Regions from separate parts of the Mus musculus genome. Here all the other regions are linked to region 3. The links are chromatin loops, found by intact Hi-C in ENCODE. Cell type or tissue: heart. All regions are shown on one strand. Each heading gives the region's core, and the rest is flanking DNA. Links, peaks and the distances in the headings are about the cores only.

The links. Hi-C counts contacts between places; a loop is a spot of excess contacts. Peaks named below come from ENCODE experiments on the same cell type or tissue, not always from the same donor. Only the 100,000 strongest peaks of a DNase experiment are listed, where the experiment ranks them.
Region 1: it touches region 3 in a loop (11-fold over the local background); 5 of 42 quality-filtered maps call a loop at or near these places.
Region 2: it touches region 3 in a loop (12-fold over the local background); 5 of 42 quality-filtered maps call a loop at or near these places.

Annotation. Positions count from the first base shown.
Region 1 is chr10:56,373,855-56,378,079 of GRCm38, forward strand. Gja1 (gap junction protein, alpha 1) reads left to right here and starts at 3,446. Exons shown (of 2, transcript NM_010288.3): 1 at 3,446-3,664. In heart, for the core only: a CTCF peak has its summit at 2,009 (motif pointing left); a DNase peak (open chromatin) is centred at 2,477; H3K4me3 peaks cover 479 bases; H3K27ac peaks cover 1,267 bases.
Region 2 is chr10:56,979,054-56,983,278 of GRCm38, forward strand. Gm36827 (a long non-coding RNA gene) reads right to left here and starts at 3,178. Exons shown (of 3, transcript XR_871656.2): 1 at 3,011-3,178. RefSeq lists an enhancer at 55-2,763. In heart, for the core only: no CTCF peak of the experiment used is centred there; a DNase peak (open chromatin) is centred at 1,938; H3K27ac peaks cover 1,299 bases.
Region 3 is chr10:57,111,058-57,115,282 of GRCm38, forward strand. No RefSeq gene overlaps it. Among named protein-coding and RNA genes, the nearest start is that of Gm40652, 4.1 kb to the right of the region's middle. In heart, for the core only: no CTCF peak of the experiment used is centred there; a DNase peak (open chromatin) is centred at 2,404; H3K27ac peaks cover 1,714 bases.

The sequences.
Region 1 (4,225 bases), core at 823-3,322, 740 kb before region 3:
AACTTGTTTAGTGAGACTTTATCTCAAAATTTAAAACAAACAAAAAAAAAACCTCAACCTCAGATAAAGGTGTCTTTAATCAAAAACTGGCAGCAGACAAGCTGGGGATCTATATTGAGACTTTAACTCAAGAAGGAGCTGGAGGAGAAGGAGGAGGAAGAGGAGGAGGAGAGAGGAGAGGAAGAAAGGAAAGGAAAGGATAAGATAATAAAATCTAAGCCCACTGCAATGTTATTCTTGATCCTCCCAGTCTTAGATAGCTCTGTCTCCTACAGATCCATCTTCATTCCCAAGGAGCTACTTATCAGCTCTTCAGTCAGGTGACCACCTCTCTCTTGGGAGAGAAACTACCTTCATTCTCCTACATCCCAGCCCTCTACCTCAGCACTTCATTTTCTGTAAGGTCTGCATTCACTCTTGTTTTCAATGAATAATTGCCCTTTCTGAGTTAAAGACCTAGAAAGCCTCAGGCTAGTGTTATTTTCCTTACAACTAAACCGCCTCCCAACCATCTTGAATGCCTTTCTCCTCTTGACCTTACTGGCTTTTGTCATTCTTTTCTTTGTGGGCTTTAGAGGAAATCCATTCAAGCTGTGCGCTTTGTCTTGGAGATTCACGGCCTACATTCCTTCTTTTAACAAACACTTTAGAACCTGTGGCTTTAACTGTCGATTCTTTTCCGTTAAATTACAATCTTTACAAAATTTTAACCTGAACACCTTAACCCACAGTTGAGAGGCCCCTTGGCTACCTTTGCCTAGGCATTTACGCTCTCCATCACTGGATTCTCTCTCCTATAGTGTCTTCTGCTGCCTCCACCCCTTCCCTTACCCCCCACCCCGCACCCCTGCACCCCAGCTTCCGTTTTTGGTGTTAGTAATATTTTCCCAATTAAATTTCCAAACTTGCTCTCCACTTCCTCCTGCCTCTTGTTTTCCTGACCTATCAGTCCATGAACAAGCTCTAACGTCTCTGCTTCCCTTTCTTCTCTAAGGTTGGCACATTCATAGCTCACCTCTCTTCCATTCTAGCACCAACTGCGATGCTCTCCATAACAGTCTTTACAGCCTGTTTTTGTTTTTTAACTCAACACTGGGTTGTCTCTAATGCAGTTGAGGATTACTTGAAACTCTTCTCAGATGATTGTACTGTGTTACCTTCTCAGGTGACTGGGTCTATAGGCAAAGACCATTGGGATTAAAGGTGTGTGCCCCATGCCCAGCAAATCTTTCTTTAAATTAAATAAAATTTGGTTTAGTAAAGAGGGAAAGAGGAACAGGTAGACTCGTGAACACTAAGTTCTACTGAGGTTCTATAAATGTGCGTAAGCTAACTATGGGTGGATGATGAATTGTTTGCTTCTAAAAACAATTCTTTAGAAGTCTGGATATTTTCCCATAGAGAATAATAAATATTACAACTGACAAATTGCTTATGCTGAGTTCTATACCACAAACTTTACACTTGTATCAAAACATCACATAACCCCCAACATTACATACAATTCTTATGTGTTTTATCAACTAAAAATAAATTTAATATGCCAGGCATGTGGTGCGTACATTTAATCCCAGTGCTGAAGAGGCAAAGGCAGGCAGAACTCTGTGAGTTCGAGTTCCAGGACGGCTACAACTATGTAGAGACCTCGTCCTTTAAAAAAAAAAAAAAAAAAAAAAAAAGTAACTAAATAAATTTAATAAGAACCAACAAGCTAGCTCAGTGGTAAAGGTGCTGTTTTCAGGCTGAGTATCTAAGTTAATTTTGAGATGGAAAAAGGGATCCAGTTTCACAAGCTGTCTTCTAATTTCCACTTGCATACACATATATGAATACACATAATAAATAAAGGTTAAAAAAAAACCAAAAACAAAAACAGAAACTCTAGGAGCTGGAGAGATGGCTCAGTGATTAAGAGCACTAACTGCTCTTCCAGAAGTCCTGAGTTCAATTCCCAGCAACCACATGTTGGCTCACAGCCATCTGTAATGAGATCTAAAGCCCTCTTCTGGTGTGTCTGAAGAGTTACAGTGTATTTATATACATAAAATAAATAAATCTTTTTTTAAAAAAATCTAATGTCACATTATCACATTCATTGCTGGACATAAAGCCTTGAAAGTCCGATTATAGTTTCTGCATCTGTAACATTACTTCCCTTCTTTAAGTTAAAGACAAAGGAACCTCAAAAGTAAGAGAACATGCTGGGGTCTTAAACTGTGAGGTTTTAAATGGCACTCCCTTAGTCATCCTAGTGAGAGGGTGCTTCGGCAGGAAAATGTTTCCCAGGAAGTCTTCGCCATCCTTTGTTCTGCTATTTACATTAGTGTGAGACGTTCAGCTCCATCAGGTGATGCCTATACAAAGGCCTAACTCCAGGAGCGCCGCTGAAGCCTGTTTATCGCCCTATCACAAGCCCTCGTGGGGGGCATCTGGGAACCCTCAAAGGAGCTGCCCACCCTAGGAATGAGGTCATATGACTCAGGCTTTCATAAACCCCATCAGGTATGATGAGAGAGGCATGAAGCTGTGGGCAGGCAGTCACCAGGCCCACATCTCTTCCCTGAAAGTGCTTCCGAGGGACAGGATTGGAAGAGAGAAAGAAGTTTTGAGACAGGCTGTGTCTGGCAACTCTGGTCTGCAGCGGTTAGAAGGAAGAGGAGGAGGGGGACAATTCTGGCATCTCCCTGCCGATTTAAATGTTAAATTGTAGGCATAAAAAAGACTAAGATATGGATCTTCACTTCCTTGGAGATTGGGTTGAGGTCCTATCAACGTTTCAGACAAGAGTTACATACATGATATATTATTTTTATTCATAGTATAGAACATGTATCTTCTTGTTGTTAATTAAAAGAATAAGGAAAACTACCTAAAGCAGCAGAGAAACTGAAGAGTAGACATCCCACTCCACGGGTCTGGTTGTGAAATGCCTTTCCCATGCCCACCGCCTCTTTCCTTTGTTAATTGTCCGGGTTTAAGAGGAAGAGAATTAGGTCATAAGAAAGATCACTCACACCCACCTCAAGCTTCACACACCTTGGGCAACCCAGAACAAGTCTGCACGAGTTCACCTTGTCTCCCCCCCCATTTTTATTTATTGTAATATTATTATTATTATCATTATTATTTAGGAAATGTGACCTAAAAGGGACATCTTCTCACTGCCCGTGGTCATCTCCTGAAGGAATGACCCATCCAACAGTTTTTTTTTTTAATCTGTGAGGAGTCACAGCCCCGCAGTAGCTGACGTACATCTAGAGCTATTTCTTACTTTTTTTCCCCTTCTCGTCAGCACATTGAAACTACAACTTTATCTTGACCAGGTTGCTTCTTCTGCCTGCTCAGCTCCACGCTCGCCAGCCTCCACTCCACCTCCTCCCCGCCTTTTCTTCCTCCCTCCCCTTTCTCCTAGCCCCTCCTTCCAGTTGAGTCAGTGGCTTGAAACTTTTAAAAGCTCTGTGCTCCAAGTTAAAAAACGCTTTTACGAGGTATCAGCACTTTTCTTTCATTGGGGGAAAGGCGTGAGGGAAGTACCCAACAGCAGCAGACTTTGAAACTTTAAACAGACAGGTCTGAGAGCCCGAACTCTCCTTTTCCTTTGACTTCAGCCTCCAAGGAGTTCCACCACTTTGGCGTGCCGGCTTCACTTTCATTAAGTGAAAGAGTAAGTTTTGAAAAAAAGAAAAACCCACTTTACCTAGTAGCGTCTCTTTCTGTAAGGGAAACTCTTCTATGCTTTGTAAATGCGTTGCGTCTTTGACTTAGGATACTGTAAGTAGAACGACGATCTTCAAAGTGCCTTTGTCATTTCCACGTGCTGAGTTTGATTTGGGTTTGTTTAAAAAGTTCCGCTGAGAGTGCAACAGGTAAAAGGCTCAAACTTTTTCCAACTAGAGTGAAGGAAGGACCAAGTTACTAAACTTAGTTCTTTGTTATGGAGCCTAACTTCACTTTTCTGTAGTCGCCAATGGAGAAGGTGTTGCGGGGGTGGGGGTGATGGGGGGGCACCTCAGTCAACTTTGCTTAGCCTGCTTCCTATAGTGCTGGACACTACACGCTTCTTTTTTTTCTTATGAAAATCCGGTCGCCTGTTCTACTGCCTTGAAACTGCAGACTCCTTTTGTAACAGAGTGCTTTGTTGAGACGCTGCGGCAGCAGTTGACTTCCACGTGGTTCTCTCTTAGACTTTTCAGGACTAAGCCACTAAATACGTAGACCAGGGTGC
Region 2 (4,225 bases), core at 823-3,322, 130 kb before region 3:
GCACAAAGCAAATTCACTGTTCTTCCTAGGCAAGGTCATAGAACATTGATAGAGTAGCAGCCACCATAGGGTTTCATTAAGATTTTGTTCAGATGGGGAAAGGTACTTAATAGACCTGTGAATTCAGGAAAAGATGTACCAGTAAAATCTACTTTTTTGTATTTGGTTATTTTTTTGTGTAATTATTTTCTTGCACTTTCCTAACAGAATTCATTTCCAGTGATCATTTATATATTACACTTTCTGGTCCAAAGATGTCATTTTATAGATATCATTGCCAAGAGAATATTTTTGTCTTCTCTTTGGATGGGGGAGCAAGATCATCTTTTGATTTTTAATTGAAAAAAGCCATTTGCTTTGGTAAGTTTCCATTCTTTAATTAACTCAATAAATGATTTTAAAGCCCAAGATCAATTGTATGTTATTAGCAGCCTTGTCCTACTTGACAGAAAATACTCACATAGGAGACAAGAAATAAAGAGTCTTAAGTTAGCGTAGATGATAAAAAGACTGCCAGTGTTGAAGTGTGCCTCAGGGCTAGAAGTGTCAGGGTTGAAGAAGACCTTAGAGCTGGAGGTAAAAACGTATAGGGTACAGAATGTGTTCCTGAAACCTAAAGCCTCTCCTTGAAGCATGTTTACCTTCCATTTGCCTATATAACTTGATTATTTCCTAGCTTAAGCTACCCAGTAACTTACCAGGAACCTCCTCACACCCAGGAACATCTGTTTTCAATTGGAAAGTGCTTACAAGAGGACCACCTGCCAGCTCAGGGAATGTTTTCCTTCTCCCAGTGGGGTCTTAGCTTTCATGTAGTTAAAGCGAGCTAAGCAAGAAGCCCTGAAGACTATTGTTAAGGCTCACATGCTTACTGGTATGTTCTTATATACAGAAAACGAAACCCATAAGATACAACTATGCTCAGTTTTTAAATTCTATCTTTACTGATCCTTACTCAGAACTCTGAATTTTTTTCTCCATGCCTTTCTTTATATTTCCTTTCTCCACTTTTATTTATTCATTTCATTTGTGGGTACGATGGCACATGTGTGTCACAGTAAGCATGTGGAGGTCAAAAGACAAGGAGGTAGGTTCTTTCCTTATACCTTGTGGGGACCAGGGATGAAAGCCAAGGCACCAGCAAGTGCCTTTACCTAATGAGCCATCTTCTTGGCCTCTTTCTTCATATGCCTTTGCTCTGTTACATTTCCTGATACCACTAATAGTCTTGATACAAAAGAAAATGTTTCTCAGTTTTGAAAGCTATGGCATTAAAGCAAATGCAAACACTTCTTCAATGAGCCTAAATGTTGTTTCTCCCACACCCAGGACAATTGCCATGGGCACAAAAGAGTCATGAAGGCTGCTAAAGAACTGAACTATTTCAGCTCTAATCCTGATCTAAAGTTCAAGTGCAAACTTGTGCACACATGGAGAGAAGCTGTTTGAAGGAAATGAAGGAGAACCACTTGGGAATGTGGGTGCTCCTTGCTTCTGAATTTTGCCAAGTTCTCTCACACATTCTGTCACTCTTTGAAGTATAAATGTGCCAGGGAAGTGAAAACTGGGCCCTGGTATCACCTTCTTTTTCAGTAAGAGAGAGAAAAAAAATAAACAAAGATGTGTTATGGGCGTAGTTATTGTTGTAACATCAACTTTATAATGAAATATCTAGAGTAGATGCTTCCTCTATTGATACTGGAATCCCCCTCATAGGCTTACATCAGTCTTAAAATACCAGGGATACAAATAACCGTCCTACCAGGAACATAACCTATGTGGGAGCCTCAGAGGCTGGCCTCATGCAAACCCTGTGCACATTCCACATCGATGGAAGGGATCTCAGACACCCAGCTGCAGCTGACAAAATGTAGGAGTCAGGTGACAAAGTGGTGACAGGATCCTTGATGACAGCCAAAATACAGTTCCAAGTTAATATCACTTCCACACTATCTTCAGCCTGGGTCACATGGTTGCTCGGTAGAGACACACCTCAGTAAGAACCCAGAAGCACACTCACACCATGCCCTGCATTCCACAGACTCCCCTGCCTTGTTAAGAGGATCACAACACAAAGGTTATTTACCATGGGAACTCAGATTAATTCACCACTCAGGAACTAGAAGTGGACTAGGCGAGCTGCTCTCAGAAAAACAAGCCAAATGTGCTAACTCACATTACCTCACCTTCAGCAGGCACAAGTGGTGAGGAGAAATGAGTGTGGTAAGAAAGCAGGTAGTCTTTGCAGGTTCATTTCTCATGACATACTTGTCTTGAGAATCTGAATGCTAGCAATGGATGACAATAGCTTGCTTTAAGGACGACATGGAAAGGTATTCTCAAAGATCATCTTAAAGAAGATTCACAGAGCTGAGTAGTAAACTCTTCAGGCTCCTGAGCCACAAGATCTCTACTGCAAACTAAAGCCTGTCATGATGAAACCACAAAGTTAGGTTTGGCCACATAAAAATGACACAAATGGGTACCAGACTGCATCTGTTATCTGGGTCAAATCTACATAGTTTGTTGACCTTTGGGTCTAAAATGTTGACCAGACCTGAACTTTAGGTGAATACAGTCCAGTGACTCATTCCAATGGCAGTGTATAAAAGACTTCATAAGTACTGCATTAAATTTCAGAATACCAATTTTAAGAAAATCACTCTCTCCCCTTCAGTTTCATCATCTGCATATCCATGAAGAAACTTACAGAATCCACTGAGTGTTTCCTAATTTAAAATTTTGATTTTCTTCCCATAGGCGACTAAATCTCAAAAATAGCATATTTGCTCCAGTTTCTCTGAGCAGTGTTTCAGAAGGCAGGTATCCCCTGTCTAAGGAATGCTACAAGTCTCAGGAAAGTCAATTGTAGGTTTTATTACATAAATAATAAGGTAAGTGACTCGTATACTTTCCATTCTGATCCCCATTACAACATTAGGTTGCAAACTGGTTAATATCTTTTTTTATATTTTGAGATATTAGTGGAGGAAAGAAATATGTTACTCACCCACTATCTTATAGCTAATGCAGAGAAGAACAGAGCAGAACATTGTAAATGCCAGCCAGGTTTTAAAACACACCATTCTCCTAAAGTGCTCTCTACCTTTGAACCACTTCAAAAGGAGACTCTGAAATGAGAGAGCAACCATGCCCAAGTAACCACTAACTTGTGCAGATAAATATAGGCATTCTGCAATAGTTTCACGAGACAGAACAGAAATGGAACACACTGACATCAAGAGTAATATCACACAAAGAATCTACTTCCATGGGCTTCTGGCCTCACAAAATTATAAATTCTACAGGGACTTTCAGGGCTATCCACATTTACAAACACAACCCTGTTGTGCTGCTTTCCAGAGACAAGGAGAATGATAAAACTATTATTATTTTAAGTAGCTTCCTTCTAAATAAAAACACACTTATAAATTGGACACAAGTCTGTTTTTTGTTTGTTTGTTTGTTTGTTTGTTGTTGTTGTTTTGGTTTCTTGTATTAAGGTTGAAACTTTGGTCATTTTAAATAACGAACAGGAACATATCCGTTGTTTGTGAAAAACTGCATTCTGGCTGGCAGAGGGCCCTGTGTCCCCCCCCCCCCTTCTTTTCATGTTTTTTCACACTCCATCTGGTTTTGTGTACTCCGTGTCTTTTCCTCTCTGCCAAGTTTTTTTTTTCAGTGTACACACATCACTCTACATCTTCAAAGCATTTTACAAAGCTCATTTCCACGATGCTCTAAAATGAACTTCTTCGTGTTTTTCTCACAAGCCTCTAAAATACCTCACTACATGACTCTTCTTTTACTTGTTTCCAAAGAAAATCCATTTCATTTACACATTTAAAGTGCCAAACCCTCATCTTGTTTGTATTGTCCTGGACTATTTCATATTGGTTTAGCACATTCTTGGTGTCAAGCAGTGTGCAGTGTATCCTGTTACCTAGACACTGGAGCGAGGTCTGTGCGGAACCCAAGTATGGACAGAAAGATGCAAGTATCTACTGTCTTGTTATGAACAGATATGGTAATCGCAAGGATTCCAGAACAATAAGAGTAAGAATTTAGATAGCAGTGATGAGCACAGCTCTAGATATTTTCTAAAAGCTTTTTGTATTATCAACTGAGAAATATCACAGACTGGGAAACAATAAATTGTTATTGAGTTTAAGTTGGGGTGGAGGGGTATATAGATTAGTTCCAATTGCTTGATAAGTAGCCAGGC
Region 3 (4,225 bases), core at 882-3,381:
AGAATGGACAAACAAATGTGGGAACAAGAAAAGATACATTAATAAAAATGCTCAAGGACATTGAAATCCTGATGTACCAAAGGTGCATGCCAACTCTACCATTAGGTATAGACACCAAATTTTGGGGAGAGTGTAGGAGCTATAAAAGTGGTATTTATCAGAGTATAAAATCATGGTATTTCCTGGAATCTAAGTTAAGCAAGAAGGAGCCACACCCAAGACTGGAAGAAGGGTGTACACCAAAACTGTAAGTTGTAAGAAAGAAAGACAGGTTGGCAAAGAAAGTTGAAGTGATGTGGGCACCAAGGTGCAAGAAAGCAAGGAGAGGTTGGGGAGACATACACAGTGTAGCTAGGGGAGCAGGCATCATTGAACTCATCACTGTCACAGCAGTTAGAGCATTTTTAGAACATCAGAGAAGGAGACTTTCTGGAATGAAACGCAGAGTACATTAACTCCTTCAAGAAGTCTTGATATAGAAGGGAATAGAGTAATGGTCAGTAGATTGTTGTTGGGAGGGGTAAGCAAAATTTTAAGATTATAATTCAGGGCTGGGAAACCCAATAGAAAGGAACACTAGGCTAACATAGGAGAGATGGGCAGGAATTGAGAGCTAAGCTTGGGATGGAACAAGCAGAAAAAGCAGAGATGGAAAAATGAGGTGAGAGATGTGCACAGACATGGTGTCTAGCTTGCTTGGGAAGAAGAGGGTGTTCTGGCACAGGGCTTCATGTTTGTTTGTTTAGTAAAAAATAAAACAAAAAAAACATACAACAAAACCTGCTATGTCCACTCCAGTGCAGTCTGCTTGGTAGGTCTAAGGGCCTGAAAGCAGTCACGAGGCAAAGAGTTTCAAGGAAACTTTGCCTCCTGAAACCTTGGCATTTCCATAGCCCATATACTCAAACCCTGACCCCGAGTTAGGCTGGTGTATGTTCTCTTTCAGTATTGTTTTATTATAAGTGCCTTTAAGGATTGGTTTTTGACATAGCTAAGCCCCCACCAGTGTTCCAATGGTTCCTAGAAAATCCTTGAAATCTACAGTGAGCTTGGAATTCAGTAAGAATATTATCTATTCAGTAATATTCAAATTCACTTCTAGTAGAGACAGTGAAAATAATCAGACATTACAAAGTACAGAGCTAGGAAAGCTCAGGGCTGGTCTACATAGTAATTACATAGGACAATAGCTGAGTCACACCCAAACACAGGAATACACAATGTCCTAGCAAATAGGAAAGTTAGTGGAAGGGAATTCCCCTGGTACAGGTTTCTTCATTAGGCCCAGAGGAATAGCATAATCAGGTATTTACTAAAGAACCGCTGGTGGTGGGTTTAACAAGAGACTAGCATTGCATCAGAGCATTCACCTGGCTCCATTTTAAGTGGTAAGCATGGCCTGGTCCTGGGCATCTTTTTATGTATGCATTCTTTTTATTTTATTTATTTATTTATTTATTTGTTTGTTTGTTTGTTTGTTTGTTTGTTTGTTTGTTTTGTGTCAATGTAACTTGGCAGATGTGTTCGCCTGGGTTTTTTTTTGTTTTTCCTCTGTATAAAAAAGTCTGGTGTTCCTTTGGACAATACATTTAGATCCACACTCCCTTGTGTCATGTCTGTTTGTCACCTCCCCTCTCGCCAACTCCGTGTCCACCTGCTGGAACTCCTGATTTCCCACAGATTGAGGGGGGCCTGACTAGGCCCAGTCCGTGGCAAAAACAAAACAAAAACAGCCAGCAGACAAGCAAAAAGGACCAGAATGGGGGTAGAGTGGGCACAAAGGCAAGTGAACCCTTTGGGACACCATCTCAGGATGGTAAGACAGCACAGCATGTCCATTTGTAAAACTATTGTGAGTTTAAATTGAAACCCATTAGTCAGGTAGTGTATTTCTTTTCCAGCTATGTTCAATTACTTTGACCTAACCAAGAGGAATACAATGAGTTGAAGTCGTGGAGCTGTCAGGACAAATATATTTGATACAAGGAGAAAATCAAGAAGCCGAAGAGTGTTTGACCACTGCTCTCTCTGACAGCACTGTAAAAAAATTGCCAAAGACTTTTCCTTTTAAGTTCCTGAGTTCAAGTCCCCCTGAAAGTGGTCCATTTTTATTAGTTGTCTTTACGTGTCTTAGTCTTCCATTCTTTAAGGAGTTCAGAATGACTGTGATCCCCTGCCCAGAAAATTACATTCAGCTTTTGCCTTCCCTTCTTGTGTTTTGGGCAATTGCATGGCCATGAGCTACTATCTTATGCATTTCATTCCATACTGGGACACTGGAAATATCTCTCTCACCCTACTCAAATGAAAATGTGCTGGCCATGTACTACTTGAACTTAACATAGCCTCAATTCCCCCACTGTGGAGGACAAGAAAAGATTGGAACCAGTTTCCTGGTGACCGGAATCAGGGTGATCCGGTTTCAGACACCAAAGATTTGATATGGGCTACAGCCTCATGACCAAACAATTAATACTGCTGTCAGCATACCCTCTATTTACCCTCTAAAAAGGCTTGATGAATGTGTCACATTATGCCTGACTTGTAAATGTGCATGAGACAAATTCTATGCAGGCTGATGGTCTATCTTTAGAGCTAGCTGGAAGTCTTGGCTCTTCTCCTGCAGCTGTGTGAAATGCTTCAGTGTCTCTGACAATTCCCATGAACTCTACTTAACACAGACACCTCAAGATATATTCTTGGACTCTAGATTGAAAATATCTCTCAAGTCAAGCATCTGTACCCCCAATTTATTTTCTTCCATTTTTAATTTCAGGATTCATTATTACAAGAGACAGTATTTATTGATCACCATCTTAAACATTTAAAGTGATTAAATGATTCAATCACAACACAATAGGTACTTGTATGATTCCCATTCTAATGGTAAGGAAACTGAGTCACGAGGAGAGTAACCTGCTGACTGGTACCTGGTGAAGGCAAGGTTTCAGAGCAGCAATATGAACTCCTGAAGTCTTGCTACTAGAGCTAATAATAACTACAGAGCCCTTACACAGTATATTCTGCTAAAATAAACATGAAGAGGAAGTCATATTAGCTAATATAATTCTATAACTACACTTTCCTGTTTCAGAATCAGAGTAAAGACATCTAAGCTTGTTGCATTTCTATGGTATAAAATAATTTGTCTTACATTTCAAAATTACATTTTTTTAACTCGACTTAGAACAATCTCATATTAAGTCTAGTTCACTGGTTTATATCAGTATTATGGTGATTTTTTAACCTTTCCCACAGTATTCTTGCTTTCTTCTATATCAGAAATCAACATAGCCTCTTAGTGAAACAAAAAAATCAAAACTAGGATCTTAGAATGCTACCACTTAGATGAAAGTGTCTTAAAGCTCATGACTATGGCCTCACATGCCTTATGAGCTCTTCAGTCCAAGAATTCAATGATGTGAAATGTGAAATAGGAAATGTCTTAGAAAGTAGTATGATCCAACCCTTTATTTTATTAATTTTAAGTGAACCTCTTCATGAGGCCTGAACCTCTTCATGGTTAAAAATTTATTAATTATAATAGTTGCAAGGATATTGCCCACAGAGTAGTAATCATAATGCCTAAAGCATACTAAATTCCACTTTGCCCACAGACATTTTAATGCTAAAAACAGCATCAATGCCTGCAGTACCAGAAAACAAGTTACTAATTGATAATCAAAAGAATCCAACTAATGTGTTTGCTGAGTGTGAACAGGAAAAGCTGTCACCTTCAGAAGTTTCAAAATAGTTTTCTTTCTTTAGAAAGTGTGTATCTTCTCAGGACAAGCGTCAAGGTTCTCACATGTCTCTGTGCATGTCATTGGTCACAGCTGAGTCAGAGCAGAAATGACTTTGAAACTATTGCAAATGACATTTTCTGTATTTGGCAACTGTGGCAATCTGGATGTCCTCGTCACATGAAAAGGCTGACAGAACAGTCATTTTAGAATTTGCCCAGCAAAGCTATAGAACGTAGGTGAGGTGACACCCCGGAAGATAAAATTCAGGGTCTGGGAACAGGGCTGTGCCTGTTATCGCTCACACAGACCATTCCTCCTGTCATCGAGATGTCAGCATTCTGTCTTTTGCTGTAAGGTGGTATGTTTTGGAGATACAAGTAAGAGAATATAATTTCCATCCACTTCAGGAAGCGATAAAGCGTGAACACCTAACCATGACATGCCAGTATTAAGCCAAACACAGACCAGATAAATTACAT